Regions from separate parts of the Homo sapiens genome. Here region 2 is linked to region 1. A link is a loop called in an ENCODE intact Hi-C map of the cell type or tissue named here. Cell type or tissue: PC-3. All regions are shown on one strand. Each heading gives the region's core, and the rest is flanking DNA. Links, peaks and the distances in the headings are about the cores only.

The links. Hi-C counts contacts between places; a loop is a spot of excess contacts. Peaks named below come from ENCODE experiments on the same cell type or tissue, not always from the same donor. Only the 100,000 strongest peaks of a DNase experiment are listed, where the experiment ranks them.
Region 2: a loop joins it to region 1, with 4 times the contacts of the local background. A loop is called at or near these places in 18 of 110 quality-filtered maps.

What each region holds. Positions count from the first base shown.
Region 1 is chr5:43,299,542-43,309,382 of GRCh38, forward strand. HMGCS1 (3-hydroxy-3-methylglutaryl-CoA synthase 1) reads right to left here. Exons shown (of 11, transcript NM_001098272.3): 2 at 8,225-8,283. Among named protein-coding and RNA genes, the nearest start is that of HMGCS1, 9.0 kb to the right of the region's middle. RefSeq lists a silencer at 2,066-2,360 and an enhancer at 6,639-6,698. In PC-3, for the core only: a CTCF peak has its summit at 6,618 (motif pointing left); a DNase peak (open chromatin) is centred at 6,610.
Region 2 is chr5:43,197,859-43,210,279 of GRCh38, forward strand. The region is part of intron 1 of NIM1K (NIM1 serine/threonine protein kinase); the gene reads left to right. It also overlaps the pseudogene LOC100419037. Among named protein-coding and RNA genes, the nearest start is that of NIM1K, 12 kb to the left of the region's middle. In PC-3, for the core only: a CTCF peak has its summit at 5,662; a DNase peak (open chromatin) is centred at 5,693; H3K27ac peaks cover 1,318 bases.

The DNA of each region.
Region 1 (9,841 bases), core at 1,842-9,841:
CAGGAGGCTGAGGCAGGAGAATGGCGTGAACCCGGGAGGAGGAGCTTGCAGTGAGCAGAGATCATGTTACTGCACTCCAGCCTGGGTGACAGAGCAAGACTCCGTCTCAAAAAAAAAAAAAGAAAAAGTAAAAATCAATCAATCAATCAATCAATCAATCATGTATTCATCATAGATAAACCAGTCCTCTTTTAAAAAAGGGACTAAAAAGTAGTGTCTAGATTTACTTACCAATAGCAACAAAAATCACTAGCTACTCAAGACCATTGTTGGGCATTTAACTTACCAGAGCTTCAGCTTCTTTAACAGGTTGTATTAGTCAGGAAAAGAAAAATTACTATAGATATTTCAAACAGAGGGGAGTTTTAATGCAGGGAAATAGCTACAAACTTGTTGGCTGGGCTGGAAGAACAAAGCGGAAAAGGTGGTTCTCTGATCCCATGAGCCTGCACTCCTGCTGAAGCTGCTGGAGCTACAGTACTAGTACCTCTGCTGCTGAGCTGGAACCCAGAGACCCAAAGTCCCACTGTTGGTGCTGCCACTGACAAGAACAAGAGAGGTACCTTCTTCCCACCTTCTAATATTTCTTGAGTACTTCCAATATTTCTTGAGTACTTCCATCAGCCCTCTAACCAGAACCCAGATGGCATAAGAACCAATGAAATGTAATTGTGAGGCTTTGAAGAGTGGCACAGCTCCTCAGTTTTAGAGAAAGAATCCTAAAACCTAAAATTCTACAACTCAATTTCCTTTTTAGGTATGACATCATTGGATGGTGCTACTTAGGTGGCAGAATTTCATTGACCCAAAGGTCTTGGGTTATGAGTTACCTGGGCCGAACTGATTCATGAACATTCTGTATGACTTGTTTGTCAACCCATCACTAATTTGATACTTAAAAATGAAAGTCAAATCCTGTATTTATGTCATTTGTCCTCTGCTGCTCTGCAATTAAAGGTCTTAAGGGGCCAGGTGCAGTGGATCATGCCTATAATCCTAGCACTCTGGGAGGCTGAGGCAGGAGGATCACTTGAGCCCAGGAGTTCAAGACCAGCCTAGGCAACATAGCAAGACTCTGTCTCAACAAAAAAAATTTTTTTAAAATGAGCTGAGCATGGTGGTGCATGCCTGCAGTCCCAGCTACTAGGGAGGCTGAGGTAGCAGGATCACTTGAGCCCAGGAGTACAAGGGTGTAGTGAGCTGTGATTGCACCACTGCACTCCAGCCTGGGTGATGGTGAGACCTTGTCTATAGAGAAAGGAAAAAAAAAAAAAAAAAAGAAAAGACTTAAGGGATACCAGTTGTATCTTCCTTCCAAACAGAAGAATCTTTTTTTTTTCTCATTCATCCAACCAATGCCAACATGTTACATACTAAACATTAGGGATGCTTAATGGGAGACTTCCTTATCCTCTCGAATATTCACTATTTTATGGGACAATAAGAGAAAAACACATAATAATAAACAGGTAACAACATTGAGAACCACATTATATAATGGAGAACTACCTAACCCAGCCTGGTGGTAGGGCAAGGAGTGTTAGGAAAAGCATCCTGGTTATAGGGGCCTGACTTGAGCCCCAGGAATGGGTAGGAGTAAGCAGTAAAGCACTGAAGAAATGGAGGGTAGTAGATTTTCAACAGAGTGGACACCATGAAGAAAGGCAAGCTACAAGGAATTACAAAAAACTTTACTTGTCTATTGGAATGAAATGTGAGCTGAGTGGATCAGGTAAATAATAGATTAGAATAACTAGGTAAGGGTTAGGTCATGAAGGTTCTGGTATGCTGATGTTGAGGGCTTCAAATTTATCATGAAGATAGTAAGAAGCCATCGGAGAGTTTAAGGAATAACATGGTGATATTAGTTGTCAGGTCAGTGTTTTTCCAACTCCGGAATCAATTTAGTGGATGGCAAGCACACATTTAAAAAAATGAAACAGAAAAGAATACAAGATATAAGATTGCATGGCACAGGGTAAATGTAAAGATTTTTCTTGAATCAACCTTTTGTTTTAATTATTCATACATATATAAAGTATACATAAGTTGCAATACAAAGTGTATTTTTACTGGGGGCCACAGTCAAAAAAGTTTGACAGCCACTGTTTTATCCTCACTAATGCTGTTTTACAGTCACTGGTGCTGTGAATGGATGAGTTAGGAAGCTGACATGGCAGTCCAGATAAGACATGGGTCATGAACTAGAGCATTTACTACATGTGGAGCGAAGAGGAACAGCCTCCAAAAACATGGAAAAAGCAAAAGAACTGGCAGAAACTGTAACTGACTAGATGTTAGGGAAAGAAGAAAATGTATACAATGACTTCCAGATTTCCATCCTCAAGTGTTTTATGACTTGACAAGCACACTGTCAGATACACTAAATGAACAGAGATCCTCTCCACTTTGTTCTACTCCACTTCTTCCACACAAACCCTGTTTACTTTATGCCCTTTTCCCTGGTAAGTGGAGTTCAGCCAAACCAGCGCTCAGAACCACCACTGAGGAAGTGAAGAGATCAAGCTCAGACAAGCTGCTTTCGTTCCTGTCATTTCACCAACATCTCCATACATTTTTCCAGTTTGGTTTTCCTATCTACTTCCTTCCTATATGGGACTTAACACAAGATTCTTAACTTTCATGTATGCAGTTTATACTAGAAAACACACAAAGAGAACTACACTGAAGTCAACATTAAGGATAAATGCTAAATACTACCCAATCTTTCCCCATCTTACAACTACTTACCTACATAACCCTCCCTCTACCCTTTACTCTCAAATTATTATATTCTTTATCCAAAAACATTTAGTGCTTTCTTCAACAACCCACCTCGTGCTTCTGCTTATTGAAATCCTTTATAGCCCTAGATCACATAGGTCACATTTTACCCATGAAACCTTTCTAAATTACCTTTTGCATTTCTTGCCTATCCTTCTACATCATCATACTTCGTCAATTAAAGTCACTTTTTTGGGTAACATTTCAGAAATTGGGATTCCTCTTACAATTGCTATCAGACAGAAGCCAATTATGATGTTGTCATTGCTTACACATGGGAAAATAACAAAACTGCCAGCATGACATTTGCATATGACAGTCAACAGCCTGAAAGAAATTCCCAGAAATGATACTGGAGCATTCATTTCACCCTCTAGGAACCAAATGGACTGGGAAGGAAGTAGAAGATGGGGAATCCCTAAGCAGCAGTCAAAGTAGGCTGGCTTTGCATAATTGCAAAGCTGAAGGCCAGCACCAAAACCTTCGCATTCTTTTTTGGGATCTTGAAAGGAATGCTACATCACCAATTCTCTTGGCGGCACAGAGGATGTTTAACGGAAAATTACAGGTATTAACAACTCTGACTCCAAAAACAATTCAGAAGGCAGACTCTAAATATGTGAAATTTAGCAATTCCTTATGTGTTTTTTCACTTGTGTTTTCCATCTTATTGAATGTGCAAGTGACATATGACAAAAATCTATGTCTAACTCTAAAAGAGCTCTTTAAAAAATTCTAAGTAATCAAAAAAGCATTGTATCTTAATTTAATTGGCAATGAAGCATCTTAAATTTATTACATCCTAGATTCTTTAGATAGTACGAAATATAGCATTCAGTGCTTCAACTGTGTTACTTCCCAAATATCTGCCTGAATTATGGATTGAAATGTCTGGGTTTCCCCACCAAATTCATATGTTGAAGCCTTAACTCTCAATGTGATGGCATTTGGAGATGGGGCCTTTGGAAAATAATCAGGTTTAGATGAGGTCATGAGAATGGGGCCCTCATGATGGGATCAGTGCTCTTATAAGAAGATAAAACGAGAGCTTGCTCATGCTGTCATACTCTCTCTATGCCATGTGAGGACACGGGCAATCCAGGAGGAGAGCCCTGATCGGGAACCAACCACGCTGGCACCCTGACTTCCAGACTGCAAACCTATGAGATCATAAATGTCTGCTGTTTAAACCACCTACTCTATGGTATTTTGCTGTGGCACCTAAGCAGATTAAATAGTCTGGTCACCTCAACTAAGTCCAAGCTCCTTAAGGTCTCCTCATGTCTTAGACTACTGTATGGCCCATTTTACCAGACATAGCATATATACCGCTGCTACTCAATTCCACAATGGAAAGAAAAACTCCTAAACACAACAGTCTACTTCCGAATTATATCCTCTTGATTCCTAAATTACTGGCCATATTTTTGTATTCAATACAGGAAAAACAATGTCATCACCAACATTCAGGGACAGGGGCATAAAGAAAGACTAAGGGAGGCTCATTCTTGTTAAGACCTAAAGCTGAGGAGGGTAAAGATAAGGCTTTTACATTCCTACTCCATTCATCTTCAACTCCTTTCCTGTGTCTACAACTCAGATGGAGGACTACTGATTTTCTGGATATGAAGCACTTGAAATGTTCTACATCCATCCTCACTCTGAGCTTCAACAAACTCTCCCCATCAATTTTTTGATAAAGTTGGTGCCCACTTTGCTGAATTTGAAATGAAAATATAAAAGGGCTGCCTAATATGCCACTAGGCATGGATTCTAAGTTTATAGTAAAATAAGATACTGGATAGTCCACAAGAAAGAGCCCTACAACTACTGTTATCAGAAAAAGACTAGTCCATAGGCTTATAAGCTCCTACATATGATCTCTTAAGTCACCAAAGTAGGAGTAACCACCTTTCCAGCCTTTCCCACAAGGCTACCCTTTAGATTCTTTTCAACTCTTCAAACTGCTTTAAATATGCTGAAGACAGTATGGTCTTCCTTGCCTGGCTCAGTGGTTTTTAACACTATTGGAAATAAAGTGAACAGGGAATATATCTTTTTGAAGGTATAAACCAGTTTGCAATATACTTGTACTCACTAATAAATTCACTTTAGTCTTTTAAGAGCATCATGTAGCAACACTGGCAATATATTTAATTATCCTTATAATGCTTGTACAATTCTCTATAAAAAGTTATAATGCAAGGCTTCCATTTCAGAATTAATCTGTATTTGTCACAGTCTGACCAGCTCTGATCAATTCTTTGTATTATAGTACTCCTAAAATAAGATACAACTCTATGACTCCTAAATGTCCTACATTAAATACATGACATGTTTCATTTGAAAACAAACAAAAAACGTAGGTTAACTAAAATAACCCACATACATCAAATGGAAAGTGAAACACAATTCTGACTTTGATGGAAAAAAACATTTTTACATTGTCCAAGTCAGTCAATATTACTCATTCTCTGAGGGTTTCTGACAGCCAATGTGTTTTCCATTATGTTCTTGGTAAAAAGCCATCTAATCTGAAATATTTAGCCTTTGGTTCAAATTCAGAAAGAGAGTGATTAAGTTGACAGGAAAATTAATACAGAGAAATAATTGCTTTCATGACATTTAGAAGAACAGAAAGTTAATAGTTTCTGGTCTCAAATGTTACTTTTTTTTTTGAGACGGAGTTTCGCTCTTGTTGCCCAGGCTGGAGTGCAATGGTGTGATCTCGGCTCACTGCAACCTCCGCCTCCCAGGTTCAAGCGATTCTACTGCCTCAGCCTCTCAAGTAGCTGGGATTACAGGCGGGTGCCACCACACCCAGCTGATTTTGTATTTTTAATAGAGATGGGGTTTGACCATGTTGGTCAGGCTGGTCTCAAACTCCTGACCTCAAGTGATCCACCCGCCTCGGCCTCCCGAAGTGCTGGGATTACAGGCGTGAGCCACCGTGCCCAGCAAATGTTACTTTTAACTATCCTATTGAGCATGTGCTCTTACATTGTCCTTTCAAATGCTCTCTGAAATAGGCTAGATATAGTTAGATATAAATTAGGGAAAAAAAGACTAGCTACAGGTCTGAGGTGCTCACATTATGGTATTCACTCTTTACCCTACCAGAGAATAGAATATTCTGGTTAATTCACTATTTAAGAATAAAGAGGCCGGGTGTGATGGCTCACACCTGTAATCCCAGCACTTTGGGAGGCCGAGGTGGGCGGATCACTTAAGGTCAGGAGTTCAAGACCAGCCTGGCCAAAATGGTGAAACCCCCTCTCTACTAAAAATACAAAAATTAGCTGGTTTTGGTGGCGGGCAACAGTAATCCCAGCTACTTGGAAGGCTGAGGCAGGAGAATCACTTGAACCTGGGAGACGGAGGTTGCAGTGAGCCAAGATCTGAGCCAAGATCGTGCCACTGCACTCCAGCCTGGGTCACAGAGTGAGACTCCGTCTCAAAAAAAAAAAAAAAAAAATTTAAAAAATTTAAAAAAAGAGATAAATCACAAAAACTTTCAAGTAGAACATAATTTTAAAAATCTGATGGTTAAAAAAATTACGTTTTTAATTTTTTACAGATAATGCATTTTATTATTTTCAGAGTACTATATTCACCATAAAATAAGTCTAAAGAGAATAATGAGGACTCTGTATTTATAATAAAATACACACATTTTCTTTTTAAATTCTATCCTTAAAAAAGGCGAGAAAAGGCAACTTTCAGAGAACTTTGTAAACCTTTCAAGTCTTCCAACAAAGTAGTACCAACAGAGGACTAAAGTCTTAAATAAGTCTCATTAAAGTGAAGGCTCACTCCCTCTGGTGGACAAAAGAAACTCCATATGCTATTTCCAGAATCAGTAAAGCAAGATAAGGAAGCCTTGTTAATGTTTTCTGAATGCTTCCTGCCTAGAATACATAAAAGACCTATATAGTTATTCTGAGAATAAATCTGGAAATGAAAGAGAACTGGAAAGGGGAAAAAAGGGGGAGGGAAACTAGCTGATGATACTGGTGCAAGGGAAGTCCTAACCTAGCTCCTCAATGGCTGTGTTGGGGAAGGACTTCAGCATCAGTCTCTCCTAAGTGAGCTCTGCCTCTGCTCTCTTCTCTGTCATAGGCCAACAGTTTTTTCCAAACTGCATGTCTAACCATTGTCAAGATGCTGCAGGTTGAGCATTCCTAATACAAAAATGCTAAAATCTGAAATGCTCCAAAATCTGAAACTCTCTGAGCACCAACATGATGCTCAAAGGAAATGCTCATTGGAACATTTTGGATTTTGGATTTCCAGATTAGGGCTGCTCAAATGGTATGTTTTCTCAAATATTCCAAGACCCAGAAAAATCCAAAATCTTTAACATTGCTGGTCCCAAGCATTGTTCAGATAAGGAAAATTCAATTTATATTTCAAACTGCCAAGTTTCTCCTCTATTATTTAGGCTTAGCCTCTCTGCATTAAACAAGGAGCTTTTGGAGAGCAGGAACCGTGCTTTGTTCATTTTTGTGTCCCCGGTACCCAACCCACTGTTTGGCATATGGTAGATGCTAATGTTGAATAAATGAAATGGTACTAGACTTCTAATCTAAAGTCATTAACACCCATAGGAAATCATAATCTTGAAATACAAAAAAAGCAGAATTGTAAGAGAAGCACTCCCTGACAATATGAGAAAGCAATGGCTGCAAATAATTAGATTACCAGTTGAAACACATTTGAAATTACTGTCCATTCTCACATAATTTTTTTTTTTTTTTTTTTTTGAGACAGAGTCCCACTCTGTTGCCCAGGCTGGAGTGCAGTGGCGCAATCTCAGCTCACTGCAACCTCCGACTTCTGGGTTCAAGCGATTCTCTTGCCTCAGCCTCCTGAGCTGCTTGACTTACAGGCACCTGCCACCAAGCCTGGCTAATTTTTTTGTATTTTTAGTAGAGACTGGGTTTTACCATGTTGGCCAGGCTGGTCTCAAATTCCTGACCTCAGGTGATCCACCCGCCACAGCCTCCCAAAGTGGTGGGATTACAGACGTGAGCCACTGTGCCTGGCCCATTCTTACATAATTTTAAACATTCATCCACAGCCCAGATACATATCTTTTGAGGCCATAATTTAAAAAGCACTAATGGCAGTCATGTTTACCTCTGATTGTTTCTGATTAAGTAGTCCATGTAATTACATTTTATTATAAGTACTTTTTCTCTTATGAGTGAACACTAATTTTTAAAATTTGTTTCTAGATTTTAAACATTAGTCTAATAAACATAAAATTAGTTTCCTGAAGCATTAAAGCATTAACAGAATTTTAAAGATGAGGTAGAACCCTAAAAGGGGTTTTAAGAACATATGGCACAAACAAATCGTTATTTTCTCTAGGATACCAAGTTTCCTCCTTCCATTAGAGAGGAATACTTTCCTTAAGCAGCATGACAGGATGTCATACCTGTGTGAAGGATAGAGAACTGCAGTCTCCAGGTCTGTCACTGTTTCCTCCTTCGGGCACTAGGAATTTCAAACAAGAACTGCTTTTAAAGTTATAAATCACTACCCAAATTCAAATACTAATGAATCCAATTCAAAGTGAGTTAAAATAAGCAATTCCTTATCCAATTACATTATGCAGAATAGAATTTGACATTTGCTTAGAAAAAATCATACTTAAAGCTTATAGAACATTTTCCCCCTTATTTTCATAGCCCTTATAGTGAAAGGTTCAGTCCTGGTAATAAACGGATATAAGAAGCCTACTATTGCAGGAAGGAATAAACAAAAAAACCTCAAGGAAATAAGAAGCCCATGTCACCAATTGAGGCTTTAAACCAAGGTTTTCAAGAATTGGGGGAAAGGAATATAAACAAGTTGTAATGAGTTAGCAAATTTCTAGAGTAAAGAGATATATGCAGTCAAGAGCCTGCACTGCATGTAACAGATTGTGGCTTTGGCAGCAATTCTGGACCTCAGTTTCCTCATCTATAAAATGAAGCTAATACAGTTGCCCTCCCCAGATCATTGTGAAGGATTGCTGAGATGATAAAATATGTGAAGACACTTTGTAACACAAAGCACCAATACACTGACTATTACCTTAGTTCTTATAGTTCTTATAAGTGTTTTTCAAAGAAAATAAAGGTATTTTTTCTAGCAAGACCTAATCATTTTCAACACTGCCACCTTCACCCTCCCAACCTTTTATAAAGTGATTTTCCCTCTTACTGCTTATGTTAAAAAATTAAGCATTTAGACAAAGGAGCATTAAACATTATTATGTAAATTAAGTAGAAATAATTTGCGAAGGTGACTGGAACATATTCTTCAGTCCATCTGTTTTGAAAGACTGATTGTTACTTGAGATGGCAACTTCTATGTTTAACACAGCATACACCATTTCCTCTGCTCTCTATTTAATTACTGGCAAATTTAGCATCTGCCCTTAATGGATTCACTGGTAACTACATTCGGATGTTATTAATATTTAATAAAGCTTTACTTTTTTTACATAATTACATAATTTAAGAGCTCTTCAGTCGTAGCGCCTTTTACTTCATTAACTAAGTTTACTACCCACCTACGCCCCCCTGCCCCATAAAAAGAAATAGATCTTGAGTTTTGTAGGCAAAGAATACTACAATATTCCAAAAATGTCTCTAATTAACTGTAATTATACATACTTTGAGAAAATAACCTATCTTTGTTCTTTATTATCTCAAATTATGCCTTTGTCTTCTGCAAATTAAGCAGACCACAGAGACCAGTTCTTGAAAAACAAGATTCCTTCTCCATGTTAAGACTACTTAAATAATAATATTTCTTCTTGATGTTCATGTATGTATATGCATTTGACACTACTTGTATCAAGGAAATTTTCCTTGAACTGCCTATATTCTGCCTTTCCTTGCACTGCCTATATTCCCTCAAATTTTTTTTTTTTTTTGAGACAGGGTCTCCCTCTGTCACCCAGACTGGAATGCAGTAGCATTCCAGTCACTGCTCACTGTAACCTCGACCTCCCAGGCTCAAGTGATCCTCCTGTCTCAGACCCCGCAAGTAGCTGGGACTACAG
Region 2 (12,421 bases), core at 1,685-9,684, 100 kb before region 1:
CTAGCTGTAGATTTAGTTATATCTACATTGTTCCTGGGGGTAACTTGTACACTTAAACATGGAGGACGGAGCTTAAAAATAATGTTTGTTGAACTGAACACGTCATCTTGATATTGAAGGAGTATTCCATAGTAGAGTAAGAGGGGTAGCAACCTCACATTGCTTAGAGTAGGGGTGAGGGCAAGGAAGTAGGGGGAAAACATAATCTATTTCTTTTCTTTTCTTTTTTCCGATGGAGGAGTCTTGCTCTGCACCCGCACCTGGCCAATATGATTTCTTTCTTTCTTTCTTTCTTTCTTTCTTTCTTTCTTTCTTTCTTTCTTTCTTTCTTTCTTTCTTTCTTTCTTTCTCTTTCTTTCTTTCTTTCTTTCTTTCTTTCTTTCTTTCTTTTCTTTCTTTCCTTTCTTTCTTTCTCTCTTTCTCTCCTTTCTTCCTTCCTTCCTTACTTCCTTCCTCCCTTCCTTCCTTTCTGTCTTTCTGTCTTTCTTTCTTTCTGTCTTGCTCTCTCTCTCTCCCCCTTCCTCCCTCCCTCCCTCTCGAGCTCGCTCTCTTTCTTTCTTTCCTACTTTCCTTCCTTCCTTCTTTCTTTCCTTCTTTCTATAGTGAAAACTGTCTTTATTTTTATTGCCTTTTATTTTCAACAATGATTACTTGAACTTAAAAAAAAAAGAGCGGACTTTATTAAGTAATGATTACTGAAAAGCCAAACCTTTCCAGCCCACTTCATATTGTCTTTTAACCATTTCAGAACACGATCTATTTCTTATCCTCCTACTTTCTAGCAGCATCTGTTTAGAGGGGATTGCCTGTGGCACACACAGCTCCTGCTCATGAGACAAGGTGAAGAAGCCTCATCTGTTTTGTGTGAAGCACAGACCCTGAGGTCAGACAGTCTTGGGCTTGAAATTAAACTTGGATGTTAATTGCCTGTATGGCTTTGGACAAGTTACCAAGTCCTTCTGAAGTTTAGTTTCTTCATCTGAAAAATGAGGATAATAGCAGGCACCTTTTAGGGCTGTTGTAAAGATTTTTAAAAATATGTATAAAGGGCCAAGCACGGTGGCTCACACCTGTAATCCCAGCACTTTAGGAGGCCAAGGTGGGTGGATCACCTGAGGTCAGGAGTTCGAGACCAGCCTGACCAATATGGAAAAACCCCATCTCTACTAAAAATACAAAATTAGCTGGGCATGGTGGCACGTGCCTGTAATTCCAGCTACTTGGGAAGCTAAGGCAGGAGAATAGCTTGAACCCGGGAGGCAGAGGTTGCAGTGAGCTGAGATTGTGCCATTGTACTCCAGCCTGGGCAACAAGAGTGAAGCTCTGTCTCCAAAAAAAAAAAAAAAATATATATATATATATATATATATATATATATATGAAAAATGTATATATCTATAAATGAAATGCCATCTCTACTAAAATATATATATATATGTATAAAGTAGTTGAAATGAAATAATGACTAGTCTTCTAAGTTAGGTACGCTTTGGCCTGCAGTTAACTAAAGAATCTTCCTGCTTAGCTAGAAGTTTATTTTTCTTGCAGAAGAAGAGGTCTAGATAAGCAATTAAGAGCTTTGTTTTAGCTGCCATCAGAGACCTAGTTTATTCCTATCTTTCTGTTCTGCTATCCATCCTTTTGCCCTCATATTTATCACTTCATGGTCTCTAGGTGGCTACTACTCCTCTGTAAGTTCCACAGGGGAAGGAAATGAAAGGAGCTGCTCCAGCTGCAACTATCCTCTTTCAACAGGAAAGCACTAATTATCAGAAACACCACACTAAGGTCTTACTGGCCAAAACTGTGTCTCAGAGCTATCCCTATCTTTGAGGGAGAAAGGGAAACTGGGATCGCCAGCTACTATAACAGAAGGCAAAGAAAGGAGAAGAGAGTTAGTAGTGACGTTGAGTGAGCCAGGCTGCAGTGATGTCTGCCACACTATCACTTATTGATAGGGTGGCCATATGTCCCAGTTCGTCAGTGCAACCCCGGTTTACACCTGTTGTCCTAGTGTGATTGTTATTATTATTTTTTGAGACAGAGTTTTGTTCTTGCCCAGGCTGGAGTGCAATGGTGTGATCTCGGCTCACTGCAACCTCTGCCTCCCGGGTTCAAGTGATTCTCCTGCTTCGGCCTCCTGAGTAGCTGGGATTACAGGCATGTGCCATCACGCATGCTCAGCTAATTTTGTATTCTTAGCAGAGACGGGGTTTCTTGGCCAGGCTGGTCTCGAACTCCTGACCTCAGGTAATCTGCCCACCTCGGCCTCCCAAAGTGCTGGGATTACAGGCCTGAGCCACTGCACCCGGCCGTCCTAGTGCAATTATTAATAGCACCCCATTCTCAGAGGTGTCTTGGTTTGAATGACAGATTCTATGTTCACCCTTCTTATTGAGCACTTGCTATTTATTGTAGGCTCTCATTAAGTAGTAGTTATTTTATTTTATTTTATTTTTTGAGATGGAGTCTCACTCTGCCTCCCAGGCTGGAGTGCAGTGACGCGATCTCGGCTCACTGCAAACTCCGCCTCCCAGGTTCACGCCATTCTCCTGCCTCAGCCTCCCGAGTAGCTAGGACTACAGGTGCCCGCCTCCATGCCCGGCTACTTTTTTGTATTTTTAGTAGAGACGGGGTTTCCCCGTGTTAGCCAGGATGGTCTTGACCTCCCGACCTCGTGATCTGCCCGCCTCAGCCTCCCAAAGTGATGAGATTACAGGCGTGAGCCACTGCGCCCGGCCAGTAGTAGTTACTAAGACAGCTAGAACACAACCGTAAGATACACAACAAGTCAAGTTTACATGCAGTGATTGCTTGTGTAGTACAGGCAGGAGGTACACTGAGTTTACAAGGGAGAGGAATGAGTGTGAATTGACAAAGAGTTGAGGTCAGCTGGTCCGGATGGAGAGGAAATAATATGGGGAAATTGTAACACCAAGGCGAGAGAAGTAACTGGGTTGGACCCAGTTTAAAATATGCAAAAGTGGCTGGGCGCGTTGGCTCAAGCCTGTAATCCCAGCACTTTAGGAGGCCGAGTCGGGTGGATCATGGGGTCAGGAGTTCAAGACCAGCCTGGCCAAGATGGTGAAACCCTGTCTCTACTAAAAACTACAAAAATTAGCCAGGCACGGTGACAGGCTCCTGTAATCCCAGCTACTTCAGAAGCCAAGGGAGGAGAATTGCTTGAGCCTGGGCGGCAGAGGTTGCAGTTAGCCAAGATGGCGCCGCTGCACTCCAGCCTGGGCAACAGAGCCAGACAACATCTCAAAAAAAAAAAAAAAAAATTCATGCCTGTAATCCCAGCACTTTGGGAGGCCAAGGCGGGCGGATCATAAGGTCATGAGATCGAGACCATTCTGGCTAACACGGTGAAACCCTGTCTCTACTAAAACTACAAAAAATTAGCTGGGCATGGTGGCGGGCGCCTGCATTCCCAGCTACTGGGGAGGCTGAGGCAGGAGAATGGCGTGAACCTGGGAGGCGGAGCTTGCAGTGAGCGGAGATGGAACCACTGCACTCCAGCCTGGGTGACAGAACAAGACTCCGTCTCAAAAAAAAAAAAAGGAAAAGTACACAGTTGATATGCCAGGGACTTTTCTTTGAAGACTAACAACAAAGTTTTCATGCTGCCTTTGTTTGAATGATGAACACTTTGTAATATGAGGTACAATGCTAAGATATGATTGGATCTAAGAGCATTCTTAGAACTGATGACACAAAATAAAACAGCCATTCATATTTGTGAAGCCAAATATATTTTTTTTTGCTGTTAGAAAGCCTACCACAAAAGTTTAACATGTGAGAAGAAAGATATTTTTCTGACCGGGCGTGGTGGTTCATGCCTGTAATCCCAGCACTGTGGGAGGCTGAGGTGGGTGGATGATGAGGTCAAGAGATTGAAACCATCCTGGCCAACATGGTGAAACCCCGTCTGTACTAAAAATACAAAAATTAGCTGGGCGTGGTGGCACGCACCTGTAGTCCCAGCTACTCAGGAGGCTGAGGCAGGAGAATCACTTGAACCCTAGAGGCAGAGGTTGCAGTGAGCTGAGATCGTGCCACTGCACTCCAGCCTGGTGACAGAGCGAGACTCCCTCTGAGCGAGACTCCCTCTCAAAAAAAAAAAAAAAAAGAAAGATATTTTTCTAAATTATTCTCTTGAGCCTATAGTAGATTGTGACCTTGAGCTATTTGATAATAAATCCTCCTCTATCAAGAGAAAATATTTGCAGCTTCCAAATTTTCTTTTGAGTTAATATTAAAGGAAAACATTTATGGTCATTAATTTTTTTTCTTAGCTTGACTTTTAAATCCCCCCAATTTTTTTTTATTTTTATTTTTCAGAAACAGGATCTCCCTCTGTCATGCAGACTGGAGTGCAATGGCATGGGCATAATTCACTGTAGCCTCAAACCCCTGGGCTCAAGAGATCCTTTCTCCTCAGCCTCCCAAAGTGCTAGGATTATAGGTGTAAGCCACTGTGCCTAGCCCCCAAATTTGTTTTAGATATTTATTCATTCTGTTAGGCTGGTTGGTGAGCTGATATAGCTGAAAGAGACAAAGTAAAGACATTTGGTCCTAGTCTCATCCCTGCCACTGTCTCTTTACCCCTCTGGGTCTGTTTATTCCAATACAAAATGCGAGATTAAAAAATCCTACAAGCCCCTCCCCAGTGGACTCCTAAAAGTCCCCTAGTGTGCTTGGGTAATCAAGGGAAACTGAATCAGCCAGTCGGCTTGGAGCCTCAGGTTAATTTGGTTTAGCCAAGTATTAAGAAGTAAGATTGCAGAGGAAAACTGAGATAAGACCCTGAAGTGCCTCACATCCAGCTAAGTAAATTGCCATTTGTTTTTGCCATTTACTAAGCAGCGCTGAAGAAAAAGGTCAGTGTGAAAACGGGTGTGCTGGAACGGTCAGAAGGAGGAAAGACTGACAAGGGATAAAAATACTTGTTTTATTCTGAGTTTTGAGTTATTTTACAATGTTCAGTGACCTCACAACATACCTGGTTCAAATTGCAGAGTAGTAGACCCTAGAAAGCCTCACTGCCACGCTCAGCTTACCTGCTGCTGGCTCCATGTCCTGAGATTTTCAATGGCGCCTCACAATTCTCATCATCTAGACACAATCTATTGCTGGTTGCTCTTCAGCTCCAGCCTTTCGATGACTGTTTTGCTTCTGCTGGAATGTTTGTTGGTAGCCTTTAGTTTTGCTCCTAACCGCCTTCCACCATCCCCCCAGCCCCACCGCCCCGCCATAGCTCCTTCACTACTTAGCAGCTGCACAAGAAGACCTCCCTCCTAGGCTCCACTCAGTTCCCAAGAAGAGCAATTCTTACTGCTCTAGGATTAAATTTATGCTACTGCTATTAACATTTTAGGATATCTATAGTGTTAAATCAAGTTCAGCCTAAAGCTGCCTCCCTACATATTTTGAGTTTGGCCTAAAAGTTTCTCTGTACATTGTGAACTACAACCTAAATGCAGTTGTTAACGGACTGAAGCCTACTTTTGTGCCAGTCACCGAGTTTTGGCCAATGAAAGGTGGCCAACTGTTCAAACCATGTTCAAATAAGGCAAACGTTGAACTGTGACGAATCCGGCTGTTTTTGTACCTCACTTCCATTTTCTGTGCATCACTTTTCTTTTTCTGTCCATAAATCTTCCACCACTTGGCTGTGCTGGAGTCTCTGAGCCTACTCTGGCTTGGGAGGCTGCCCAATTCATGAATAATTGTTTGCTCAGCTAAACTCTGTTAAACTTAATTTGGCTAAGGTTTTTCTTTTAACAATAGTCATATAGTACACTAATCTGTGGTGTTTCTTTATTGAACTATGGTGACATTACCAGAGCTAGTCTCAACTTTCCATAAAAAATCCCTCCTTTGGCTGGGCACAGTGGCTCACGTCTGTAATCCCAGCACTTTGGGAGGCCGAGGCAGGCAGATCACCTGAGGTCAGGAGTTCAAGACCAGCCTGGCCAACATGGTGAAACCCCGTCTCTACTAGAAATACAAAAATTAGCTGGGCATGGTGGCAGGCACCTATAATCCCAGCTACTCGGGAGGCTGAGGCAGGAGAATCACTTGAACCCAGGAGGCAGAAGTTGCAATGAGCTGAGATCTCGACACTGCACTCCAGCCTGGGCAAGAAGAGTTAAACTCCATCTCCAAAAAAAAAAAGTGGTGTAATTTGTGTATTTACTATCACTGATAGTTCCAATGGTTTTTTTTTTTTTTTTTTTTTGAGACGGAGTCTCACTCTGTGGCCCAGGCTGGAGTGCAGTGGCTCGATCTCAGCTCACTGCAACCTCCGCTTCCTGGGGGGTTCAAGAGATTCTCCTGCCTCAGCCTCCTGAGTAGGATTACAGGCACGTACCACCACTCCTGGCTAATTTTTGTATTTTTAGTAGAGATGGAGTTTCACCATATTGGCCAGGCTGGTCTCGAACTCCTGACCTCAAGTGATTCGCCCACCTCAGCCTCCCAAAGTGCTGGGATTACAGGCGTGAGCCACCACACCCAGCCTGATAGTTCCAATGGTTAATTCAAAAACAAGGCACAGTCCAGGAGTGGTGGCTCACGCCTATAATCCTAGTGCTTTGGGAGGCCGAGGCGGGTGGATCACCTGAGGTCAGGAGTTCAAGACCAGCCTGGCCAACTTGGCAAAATCCCGTCTCTACTAAAAAAATACAAAAAATTAGGCGGGCATGGTGGTGGGTGCCTGTAACCCCAGTGACTTGGGAGGCGGAGGAACAAGAATCAGTTGAACCCAGGAGGCGGAGGTTGCAGTGAGCCAAGATGGTGCCACTGCAGTCCAGCCTGGGCAACAGAAAGAGGCTCTGTCTCAAAAAAAAAAAAAAAGTCACAGCTGGGTGTGGTGGCTCACGCCTGTAATCCGAGCACTTTGGGAGGCTGAGGCGGGTGGATTACTTGAGCCCAGGAGTTTAAAACCAATGTAAGCAACATGGCAAAATCAAATATACAAAATTTAGCTGGGTGAGGTGGCGCTCGCCTGTAGTCCCAGCTACTTGGGAGACTGAGGTGGGAGGATCTCTGGAGCCCGGGAGGTCGAGGCTGCAGTGAGCTGTGATTGCACCACTGAACTCCAGCCTAGGTGACAGAGGGAGACCCTGTCTCAAAAAAACACGAACAACAACAACAAAAAAACAAAAACAAGGCATGTCAAAGAATCTTCCTTTCTAATTCTCCTGCCTGCTCTTGCTACTGTCACTGACTTATGCCATCCCAGGCTGATGCTGGACTTCATGGCAGTGGCCTGTTTCGTAGTGTTAGGTTCCACTGCACACCAGAGGGAGGCAGCAAGTGGAATTGGGTGAAACTGGACCCCAGACTGGCCTTGTCACTCACTAGCTCTCTGAGTTTGGACAAATGTCTCATCCTCTTTAGTAATCTCATCAAGGCAGTGAGAATTTTAATATCTATCTTATAGAGTTTGTTGTAATGGTTAAATTAGTCACATAAGCATATGCAGCACAATGTCTGATGTACAGTAAGTGCTTAATAAAAGTAGCTTTTAGTATACTTTCCCTGTTACACTGAATAAAATGCTAGCAACACTACTCTAACACCAACTAAAACAATGGCTACTTCCATCTGGGTGTGATGGCTCATGCTTACAATCTCAGCACTTTGTGAAGCCAAGGTAGTGGGGACCACTGGAGCCCAGGAGTCAAGACCAGCCTGGGCAACATAGCAAGACTCTATTTCTACAAAAAATACAAATTAAAAAAAATGGCTACTCTCAAATGTCCTTCAAAAAGTGTTACTGCTTTGTGGTTTACATTATATCACCTTTCACAAATTGTGTTTTACTTCTTGTTTGCTTGTTTTTGTTTTGTTTTGTTTTGTTTTGAGACGGAGTCTTGCTCTGTTGCCCAGGCTGGAGTGTAGTCTTGCGATCTTGGCTCACTGCAAGCTCCACCTCCCGGGTTCACGCCATTCTCCTGCCTCAGCCTCCCGAGTAGCTGGGACTACAGGTGCCAGCCACCACGCATGGCTGATTTTTTGTATTTTTAGTAGAGACGGGGTTTTACTGTGTTAGCCAGGATGGTCTCGATCTTCTGACCTTGTGATCCGCCCGCCTCGACCTCCCAAAGTGCTGGGATTACAGGCATGAGCTTCCGCGCCCGGCCTGCTTGTTTTTACTACTACTATTTATTTGGTGCCTACCATATCCTAGGTTGCACTACATACTAGGGAATATTGAAAATATGAAGATAAATCAGCAGGTCAGTCTCAGAGAGGCTAAACATAATGAGAATATAAATTTATACTCTGTCGGTTCAAAGTGTGAGCAGAGTTCAGTGGAAATACTGAGATGGAGCAATTAACTCTGGGTAAGTAAAGAAAAGAAAATACCGCCGGGCGGGGTGGCTCTATGCCTGTAGTCCCATCACTTTGGGAGGCCCAGGAGTTCAAGACCAGCCTGTGCAACATATTGAGACCTTGTCTTTACTAAAATTTTTTAAAAATTAGCCAGGAGGGGTGGTGCGTTCCTGTAGTCCCAGTTACTTGGGAAGCTTAAGGGAGAAGGATTGCTTGAGCCCAGGGATCAAGGCTGTAGTGAGCCATGATTGTGCCGCTGCACTCCAGCATGGGTGACAGAGTGAGACCCTGCCTCAAAAAAAAAAAAAAAAAAAAAATAGGTTGGGGGAGAAAAAAAGAAAATCCAAGAAAGTAAATTAGGAGGGTCTTGAAGGCTGAATAAGAAACGAGCAAGTGCTAGTCCTGGCCTCCCTGGTGCAGCGCACTCCCTGCCTGCTGCAGCCTGACTCGGCCCCCCAGTCTCCCAAGGCCACTCCCCCAGGTATGGCACAGGGCCTCGCCTCACTAAGGCAGCAGCACAGCACACTTGACTTCATGCTTGGCACCAAAGCTGATGGTGAGACCATTCTAAAAGGCCTCCAGTCCATTTTCCAGGATCAGGGGATGGTGGAGTTGGTGCACACCTGGAAGGACCATGGCTATTTAGCAACATGCACAAACAAGAACGGCAGCTTTGCCAATTTGAGAATTTACCCACATGGATTGTGTTGCTGGATCTTCAGAGTTACAATGGTGATGCACAAGGCAAAGAAGAGATCGACGGTATTTTGAACAAAGCGGAATTGAGTCAGGACAGTACTGGGCGGGTAAAACAATTACCACCTAAGTTCGAGGAGGAGCCATCAACAGATATTGGCCCATTACCTATGGGCGCCTGGTTGAATATGACATAGATTGAGGTGGTGTATGATGAAGATTCATCTTATCAAAATATAAAAATTCTACACTCGAAGCAGTTTGGAAATATTCTCATCCTGAGTGGGGATGTTAATTTGGCAGAGAGTGATTTGGCATATACCTGGGACATCATGGGAAGTGGCAAAGATTACACTGGCAAAGATGTACTCATTCTGGGAGAGAGAGATGGGGGCATATTGTGTGAAATAGTCAAACTAAAACCAAAGATGGTCACTATGGTAGAGCTTGACCAAATGGTGATCAATAGATGAAAGAAATATATGCGAAAAACGTGTGGCGATGTCTTAGACAATCTTAAAGGAGACTGCTATCAGGTTCTAATAGAAGACTGTATTCCGGTACTGAAGAGGTACACCAAAGAAGGGAGATAATTTTATTATGTGATTAATGATTTAACAGCTGTTCCAATCTCCATGTCTCCAGAAGAAGATTCCACATGGGAGTTTCTCAGACTGAATCTTGACCTCTCAATGAAAGTATTGAAACAGGATGGGAAATACTTTACACAGGGGAACTGTGTCAATCTGACGGAAGCGCTGTTGCTCTATGAAGAACAGCTGGAGAATTCTTCATAGAACAGTTGCTCTATGAAGAATTGTTCTGCGGAATTCTCAAAGGAGATCGTCTGTGTCCCTTCATACTTGGAATTGTGGGTATTGTACACTCTTTGGAAGAAAGCTAAACCTTAAAGATGAATAGCCCCTAACCACATGTGTTGCAAATAGCCTTCCTGACCTCCATATGCTGTACATGACATCAGAATGAGTCAGGCAATTGATTGTGAATTCCTCAAAGTTTTCCTTTTTTTAAACTATTATTTTTAATTTTAAAAAGCAAATGGAAAATCTGTATTTTGATGAGCTTATGGTGTTATTTTTTTGAAAGTCAGCTGAAGGATGGTTAGACAGCACAGCGAAGACTGCTGAATGCACTGACCCCCCCTGGAATGTGATTTTTGTTCCTTTTTATTTCAATGTGGGCTTTTGTTTTTGTTTTTGTTTTGGTAGATCTTCAGTTTGAATGTTTGGAGGAATGAACATCGTTGTTTTGTGCTGAAGGAAAGATCTTGATGGTGTTTCTTTCCCCAATAATTGACTTAGATATTAAAATTTGGTGCTTTCAAGAGAGAGTTAAAAAAATGAATAGGAATTGCTTCAATTAAATTACAAAAGAGAGAAAAAAAAAGAAAAAAGCAAGTGTGGTTGTGTGCAGTGGCTCATGCCTGTAATCCCAACACTTTGGGAGGCCGACGCGGGCAGATCACAAGGTCAGGAGTTCGAGAACAGCCTGACCAATATGGTGAAACCCTGTCTCTATTAAAAATACAAAAATTAGCCGGGCGTGGTGGCAGACACCTGTAGTCCCAGCTACTCGGGAGGCTGAGGCAGGAGAATCGCTTGAACCAGGAAGTGGAGGTTGCAGTGAGCCGAGATCACGCCACTGCATTCCAGCCTGGGCGACAGGGCAGGACTCTGTCTCAAAAAAAAGAAAAAAAAAAGAAAAAAGAAAAGAGCAAATGTGTTCCAGTTAGGGGAAACTGGGTATGTAGAGCCACATGGGCATGAAAGGACATGTTATGATAGGGGAAATAAAACTTAAGGAATAAATGGTATAATTGAAGCAGATCTCAGAACTTTCCTTGAGGCTGGATATTTAACTGCAAGTCTTTGATCTTTGGGGGAAAGGGACTAGAGATGGTTGGAATCCTGGGTAAACACTGACCTTTTAGTATTCTAGAGGTGAGATTTAATTCACTGCTAATTAGTGTTGGTTTTGGCTCCCCTAGGGAAGTGTAAACATAAAGAAGGCAAGGAGCAGGAACTCGGGCAAAGGCAAGTCCATGGGTGTGTACATTTCCAGAACTACTTGGAGAAATTGAGAAGTGCAAAGAAGGTCTTGAAAATAGAACAGGAATTATGTCTCATGCTTTAAAATAAAGTAAATTCTGCTGGAAGCGACTAACACATCACACCCTAAAAATAAAAACAGAGGGAAAATGGAGCCTCTTTTACTGTTGGTGTGATCATTTTAACCTCAGCAGCCTTCCAAGGGAAAACCATAATCAGGTTGTTTTTATTGTCTGCAGGCTGGAGCAAATGCTGGTTTGTAAACATTGTAATGCCTCCAACTCAATAGCCTTAAGAATGTCTACCCGCATTTGAGGTATGCTTCACTGGGAGCCGTAAGAGTGTTGTGCAAAAGCAATGGGGCAGCTCATCAAACCCGCAGTGTTTCAGAAATTTTCCAGCTAGAGAGGTGCTCTGGTTTAGGGGCACATTGAACAAACTTGCCTTTGTTTCAGGAGAAAACACTGGAAAGGGTTTTGCTTTTTTTGTTTGGTTGCTTTTAAATTTTTGCCTTTTATTTTTCTTCATAGAACAGTTGTTTGTGGTGATTTTTTTTTTCAACCAAAAAAGGATGTTTATGAGAGAAGTATCTATTTCTGTATCTTCTGGTATCCATGCTACCTTTATTTATTTATTTTAATTTTATTTTATTTCTTTTGTTTTTTGAGACACAGAGTCTCGCTCTGTTGCCCAGGCTGGAGTGCAGTGGCGTGATGTCAGCTCACTGCAAACTCCACCTCCCAGGTCCAAGTGATCCTCCCACCAAAGCCTCCAGAGTAGCTGGGATTATAGGCGCCACCACGCCCAGCTAATTTTTGTATTTTTAATAGAGATGGGGTTTCACCACGTTAGCCAGGCTGGGCTCGAACTCTTGACATCAAGTGATCCATCCACCTGGGCCTCCCAAAGTGCTGGGATTACAGGCATAAGTCACCACACCCGGCCCCGTGCTACCTTTAAAAACATCTGAACAATTCAAATCAATTCAGCCAGTGGTTACAGACTCTTCCCTGGTGCCCAGAATCTGAAATGAGTAAGATTGAGGACTTGCCCCACAGAAACGCACATTACAGTGGGGAGGACAAGTATGTACACAGTAACTGAAACACCAGACAGGATTTGAAGATGTTGGAAATACCAGAGGAAAAGCTGAATTCCGCTTAGGGTATTAGAAAGAGAAGAGAACCAGAGGGGAGGGGAAGGGAGGAGAGAGGAAGGGAGGAGAGGGGAGGGGAGGAGAGGGGAAAATTTAAGCTGAATTTGAATAATAGGTAGAATTTCAACCATTAGATCGTTGTGGTAAGAAAAGG